Regions from separate parts of the Homo sapiens genome. Here region 2 is linked to region 1. A link is a loop called in an ENCODE intact Hi-C map of the cell type or tissue named here. Cell type or tissue: psoas muscle. All regions are shown on one strand. Each heading gives the region's core, and the rest is flanking DNA. Links, peaks and the distances in the headings are about the cores only. Region 1 has its middle 7.5 kb from the start of PSMG4. Region 2 overlaps NQO2 (N-ribosyldihydronicotinamide:quinone dehydrogenase 2).

What was found. Hi-C counts contacts between places; a loop is a spot of excess contacts. Peaks named below come from ENCODE experiments on the same cell type or tissue, not always from the same donor. Only the 100,000 strongest peaks of a DNase experiment are listed, where the experiment ranks them.
Region 2: it touches region 1 in a loop (5-fold over the local background); 5 of 110 quality-filtered maps call a loop at or near these places.

The regions. Positions count from the first base shown.
Region 1 is chr6:3,250,013-3,252,920 of GRCh38, reverse strand. No RefSeq gene overlaps it. Among named protein-coding and RNA genes, the nearest start is that of PSMG4, 7.5 kb to the left of the region's middle. RefSeq lists an enhancer at 112-406 and a silencer at 1,152-1,446. In psoas muscle, for the core only: a CTCF peak has its summit at 1,274 (motif pointing right); a DNase peak (open chromatin) is centred at 1,280; H3K4me3 peaks cover 636 bases.
Region 2 is chr6:3,011,928-3,014,835 of GRCh38, reverse strand. NQO2 (N-ribosyldihydronicotinamide:quinone dehydrogenase 2) reads right to left here. Exons shown (of 7, transcript NM_000904.6): 4 at 2,162-2,292. Among named protein-coding and RNA genes, the nearest start is that of NQO2, 13 kb to the right of the region's middle. RefSeq lists an enhancer at 522-1,021. In psoas muscle, for the core only: no CTCF peak of the experiment used is centred there; a DNase peak (open chromatin) is centred at 1,156; H3K27ac peaks cover 409 bases.

The sequences.
Region 1 (2,908 bases), core at 87-2,586:
TCATCCCCCATAGGGATTTGTTCAGCTCCTGAGAACTGCCTTGCCTAAGGTCTTTCCTGTGGGGACTTTCTGTTGAAGACAACGGATTAAAGGCATGGCCACTTGGGCGCAATGTGCATGGTCAATTCTGACAGCCGCTTTCGCCCTTTCTGGCTGATTTTGTTCCTCAACTAAAGTGAATCTGTGGCTAGCATTGCTCTCAGAGCCACAGGCACACCCAGCAGCCTGCAGGCGTTCCCACCTGACTCACAGCACCGGCCCCTCGGCGCAACCACACTGAGCAGCTCCTCCCTTCCTCTCCTGTCCTACCCGCGGCCAGCTTGCCTGACTGTGTTCCGGACAGTGGTGCACAGACCAGACGCATTCATTTCCCAACCGTAAATATGAGACTCTTCCCAGTTACTGCAGCAGCGCTGCCTGCTCACATCTCCCACACTGGCCTGCACTGCTGCTGTGACATTCTGATGTTTCCTTGCTTCTTGTTTCACTGGCTTCCAATTTTTCTTTCTCACTATTGCCAGAGAGATCTATTGAAGCAATATGTCTGATGATGCTACGCCTTCTAATAATTCTTTGGTGATGTGTAGCCCAAACACCTTTGCAGACACACAAGGCCCCTCACCTAGCTGCTGGTCCCCTTCGTGTCTGTCCCTGATGTCACGCTCAGGCAATAACTCCACAGTTCAGTATCTGCCCCGTGTACCACCACACACGGCGCCACTGGGCCTGGGCCTGCCCTGCCTTACCTGCCTGAGAGACTAGTACTCCTGAGGTTCACCCCAACACCACCCCTCAGGGAAGCCTTCCCTGGCTCCAGGCAGGCTGGCGGCAGCTTCTCTTGGCCCTCATTTTTACCTCCTATAGAGCAATCATTGTATGCAATGTAAAATAAGATATATTTTATGTAATGGTCTTTCTGCATGCCCACCTTCCTCTCAGGAAGCTCCTAAGGATAGCGACAGGGCCTTTCGTCTGCAGTGCAGTGCACAGCCTTGGACTCTGCATGTAAGGCAGATAGCGAAAGTTGATTGAATGGTTGAGTGAGAGAACACAGAAGGACCTCACTGCAGGCCTCATCAGGGTCTTAGGCTCTAGTCCTAGCTCTACCACTAATTATCTCTATACCTTTATTCTAGGTCTGTTATCTTAGCTGTAAATTGAGACGATTGGCTTAGATCGTCTCTAAGGCGCCTTCCCGAGCTAATACCCTATGAAGATCAGATAAGAGAGCCGAATGGTAACTGGAGCCCTTCACTGCCGCCCATGTCATTCTGCAGGGGGCCACTAGGTGGCAGGTGGGAAGGAAGCGGGCAGGTTGAGAGCTGCCTTTGCTTTCAGAAAGCGATGGGAGTTACTGGATTCTTGCTCCTGCAGATCACTCGGGCAGGACAGTTTATTTCTCCAGATTCTGCAATTGCAGATGAAGCACGGGGGTCCTGGTCCCCGGGTAGTTCACAGCCCACAAATGTAAAACCGCCCAGCAGCAGAAGGCGAAAGAGGCCGATTCGAAGAGAAAAAGCAAGGTTTCCTAGGGTGTTTGATTCACCCCCTCCTCTTTCTCCGACCAGGTTAGATTGTGAGCCTTTGTCTGGCATGAATTTCATTAAGAACAAAGATTCAAAGATGATGGATAAGAAAACTGCTCCGTGACCAGCTGGGCAAGGTGGCTCACATCTGTAATCCCAGTGCTTTGGGAGGCCGAGGTGGGAGGACTACATGAAGTCAGGAGTTTGAGGTCAGCCTGGCAACATAGTGAGAACTTGTCTCTACAAAAAATGAAAACTTAGCCAGGCGTGGTGGTGTGCACCTGTAGACTCAGCTACTTTGGAGGCTGAGGTGGGAGGATCACTTGAGTCCAGGAGTTCCAGGCTGCAGTGAGCTATGATTATACCACTGCACTCCAGCCTGGGCGATAGAATGAGATCCTGTCTCAAAACAACAACAAAAATCTTCCTTTGATCATACATTCACTCTGATTACCTCCCCGTATCTCTGCTTCCCTCTACAGCAAAACTCCTGGAAAAAGGCTTCATATGTGCTGTTTTCAATTCCTCTCTTCCCTTGCTCTTGTGAACTCGCTTCTTTCCTGACATTTCACTAAACTGCTTCCACCAAGGTCACCACGCCACATCTTAGTCTCTTCCTTGCTCAACGGGCAGCATTTGATTTCTGGGGCGCTGCTCTGTCTTGGTGCCTCGTCCCTCCAGGTCCCTCCTTCTCAGGCTCCTTGGCTGGTTCTTCGTCATAGTCCCACCTGTGCAGCAGAAGCGTCCAGCGTCCTATTCTCTCCAGCTCCGCAGCCCATGGCTTAATTCCTTCTGCACACGGATGACTCCCACACTGGTTTCTCTGGAGCCAACCTCTCGCCTGAGCTCCAGTGCATATGGTCAGCTGCCTACTCGGCATCTCCATCAGAAACCTCCAACTTACTGTGCGGTTTCCCTCCAAGCCTGCTTTCCCACAGGCTTCCCCATCTCAGCAGCACCTGCATTCTTCCAGCTGTGGGTCCCAGCTGTCCCCACTCACCCTTCACAAGCACAGACAAAACACTTTGGCCAGCAGCAGCCGTTTCCCAGTACACAAAAGAAGAAGGCTTGCCCAAGTTCTGATGTCATCAGGCCCTGGTTCAAAAGGAAAAATAGGATAATCCTGTTTCGTCCAGAGGAAAAAGGCTTAAAGTGGATGGAAACAAGTTAAGCCTCACATCACTGTGATTCACAGGCAGAATCAACCAGAATGAGATTTTTCTATAACTCTTCCTAAAATGTCAATACAGTTTTCTTAACCGAGCAAGTGTCAATACAGCCCTGCCCTACCCAGAGGACAGCTCTGGCCTTAGACCCTGGGCAACCCCATGAAGGGCATTAGGGAGGCACCCTGTCTTCACTCCACCCGACCCCTGCTGCTG
Region 2 (2,908 bases), core at 95-2,594, 240 kb after region 1:
ATTCATCAAATAGGGCTACTAATAGTTCACAGCTCACAGCATCCTGGTGAGGATTCGAAGACACACCACAGTGCCCAAAACAGAATCAATGCTCAGTGAGTGGTGGGCTCTGATATTAGTAGTGCAGTAGTGATGAATGAAATTTTTATTAATGTTGAATAAAAGAATAACTTATAATGCAGACCCTCTGGACAAACTATCAGAAAAAAAGGGAAAGTAGGGAAATGGAGTGAAATGAAGTGAAACAAAAGAAAGGCCATTATAGAAAGGCCAGGTCTTAGCCTACCCAGCCACCGGGTTATGGGAGTGGAGTGGGTGCGAGGAGGAAAGCGGGCTCCACGTGGCCGGCCGACCCAAGGGGGACAGGAGAAGCAGAGCAGAGAGCTCAGCGTGGCTCTGCTGGGACCACGCACCCCAGGATACAGGCCCGTCATACTGGCATGGTATTAAGACGGAGATGGTAAACCACATGGTCACCTAGGCCTGAGGACTATGAGTCCACCCACCTGTAATTAGGACAAAGGACGTCCTGCACTTTGGTCAGATTAGCAGCTCAAGGTCACTGAGTAAAGAAAGGGCTGGTGTCGGGAAGGGGTGTGCAGAGGCAAGCCTGGGCAGGGATGAGGCAGCCCTCTTCCCGCACATGCAGGTTGCTTTTATGAAGGCTTGGGAACCTCATCATTCTGGAAAGGTGGTTTTGTCTGGAAAGTGGTCACATGCCGCTCACCCCCTGCCTTGCCCTCACATGGCGGACTCATGCGAACAGTGCTCTCGTTCTCCTGCCCACTCCGCATCCTCAAGCAGGGTTGGAAAACAGAAATGATCTGAACCAATCAGATCCCTTGGTTGGAAATTCTGGATCTAGGGGATCCAGTCCCTGGCAAGCAGTGAGAGAGAACAGAGCCAAGAGGCAGAAAGGAGCAGATGGGAATCTGTGGACGAGAGCAGCTACAGCTCTGTCCTTGGGATCCAGGAGGCCCAAGTGACCAGAGCCCTTATAATAGATTCCCCTTTCCTTCTAGTTGGACAGGAATTTCTGTCACCCAACAATTCCCTCAAAGCTCATGTGCGTACTCTGCTGCCAGGTTTACACAGCCACAGCCATGCCTGCACATCTTCCTTGCAGTGGCGGGAAGTGGCCTGATGAGTCAGCACTCCTGGAGGGCATTTTGCTGGGCCAGTTCACTCTGCAGTGGCATCACCTCCTTGTGAACAAATACAGGAAGGTGGCTGGGCTGGGGGTGAAGCAACCACTGAGAGGGTAGAAACCAGAGATTTTCCTCTTAATGATCAGGATATTTAAGGCAGGATATTTAAGGAGATGCATTTGGCCTGATTTACCCTGATAAACATTTGTGCAGATAAATGTGGTTCTCAAGCAGCCCCAGAATGTCTCAGGGCAGGAACGGGAAGAGAAGGGAAGCAACAAGACTGGCAGGTTTCAGATGATTCTTGGACCACTGGAATAATGGAAATATCCTTCATTCCTATTTACATGGCAGTCGGGATTTGGAGTGAGTGATATTGGCTACGTGGATATCTTTACCCAATTAGGTAAAGTGTTTAAAGTAGTGTTACATCGGCCGGGCGCGGTGGCTCACGCCTGTAATCCCAGCACTTTGGGAGGCCGAGGCGGGTGGATCACGAGGTCAGGAGATCGAGACCATCCTGGCTAACACGGTGAAACCCGGTCTCTACTAAAAATACAAAAAACTAGCCGGGCGTGGTGGCGGGCGCCTGTAGTCCCAGCTACTCGGGAGGCTGAGGCGGGAGAATGGCGTGAACCCGGGAGGCGGAGCTTGCAGTGAGCCGAGATCCCGCCACTGCACTCCAGCCTGGGCGACAGAGCGAGACTCCGTCTCAAAAAAAAAAAAAAAAAAAAAAAAAAAGTAGTGTTACATCTACGTACAGTGTTTAAAGTAGTGTTGTAACTAGATGAAGTGTTGTAACTAGGTGAAGTGTTGTAACTAGGTGAAGTGGTGTAACTAGGTGAAATGTTGTAACTAGGTGTTGTAACCAGGTTACAATATTTGCTCAGTAAGTGTGCAACTGTGCTCAAAACATTGATGCCACTTCCAGAAGCAGCACAAAACTCAATATTCAGAAAGAGTTTGTACATAAGATGAATCTGATTCAATATATTAATTAGAGAAAAACAAACCTGAAATATCACTAGGTCAGCCTCCCGAACCTTTTTCTGCTCATCAGTGATGTCGCTAGCCAGAGACCTTTGCTTGTAGGCTTCGTGGGTTTCCACTCCATAATTGAAAACCTCAGGATTAGAAAGAGTACCTGTCGGGGAAGAGGCCAAACATTCTCACTCCTAGGTGGGCATCCACAGCCCATCCCAACCATCCCAGTAGCACTGTGTATACCGGACTCCTCAGACAAGTCAAAGACATTTGCTGCAACCTGACCAGAAGCTGCACCCTGGGTCCGAGCTAGGGAAAGAGAAGCAGTCTGGGAGGGCTGCTGATTGAGCACTTGCTACCTAGCAGGTGCTGTGCTCTACACACATCACCTTTCTTCATAACAACTGGTGAGACTGGTGTATTTCCCAATTTACCAGAGAGCAAACTGACACCCAAGAGAGGCTGGATGTCTTGTTCAATGCCAAACAGGTCTAAAAAAATAAACTCTACGCTTTAATTTCATGCTCACCTCCACATTTTTGAGTATCTGTGTCTTGATTTACATATTTTATATTGCTTATCTTTGGCTCTTAACAGGTCACGTAGTGATTATTGTTTTTGATAGATTTGTCTGTTAGACTTAATACTAGTAATGAGTGGACTGTACACAATTACAGTATTAGAGTGTTCTGTGTACTTACTTTTACCAGTGGGTTTTACATCTTCAAATGTTTTCTTTTTGCACATTAGTGTTTTTCTTTCTTATTGAATTCCCT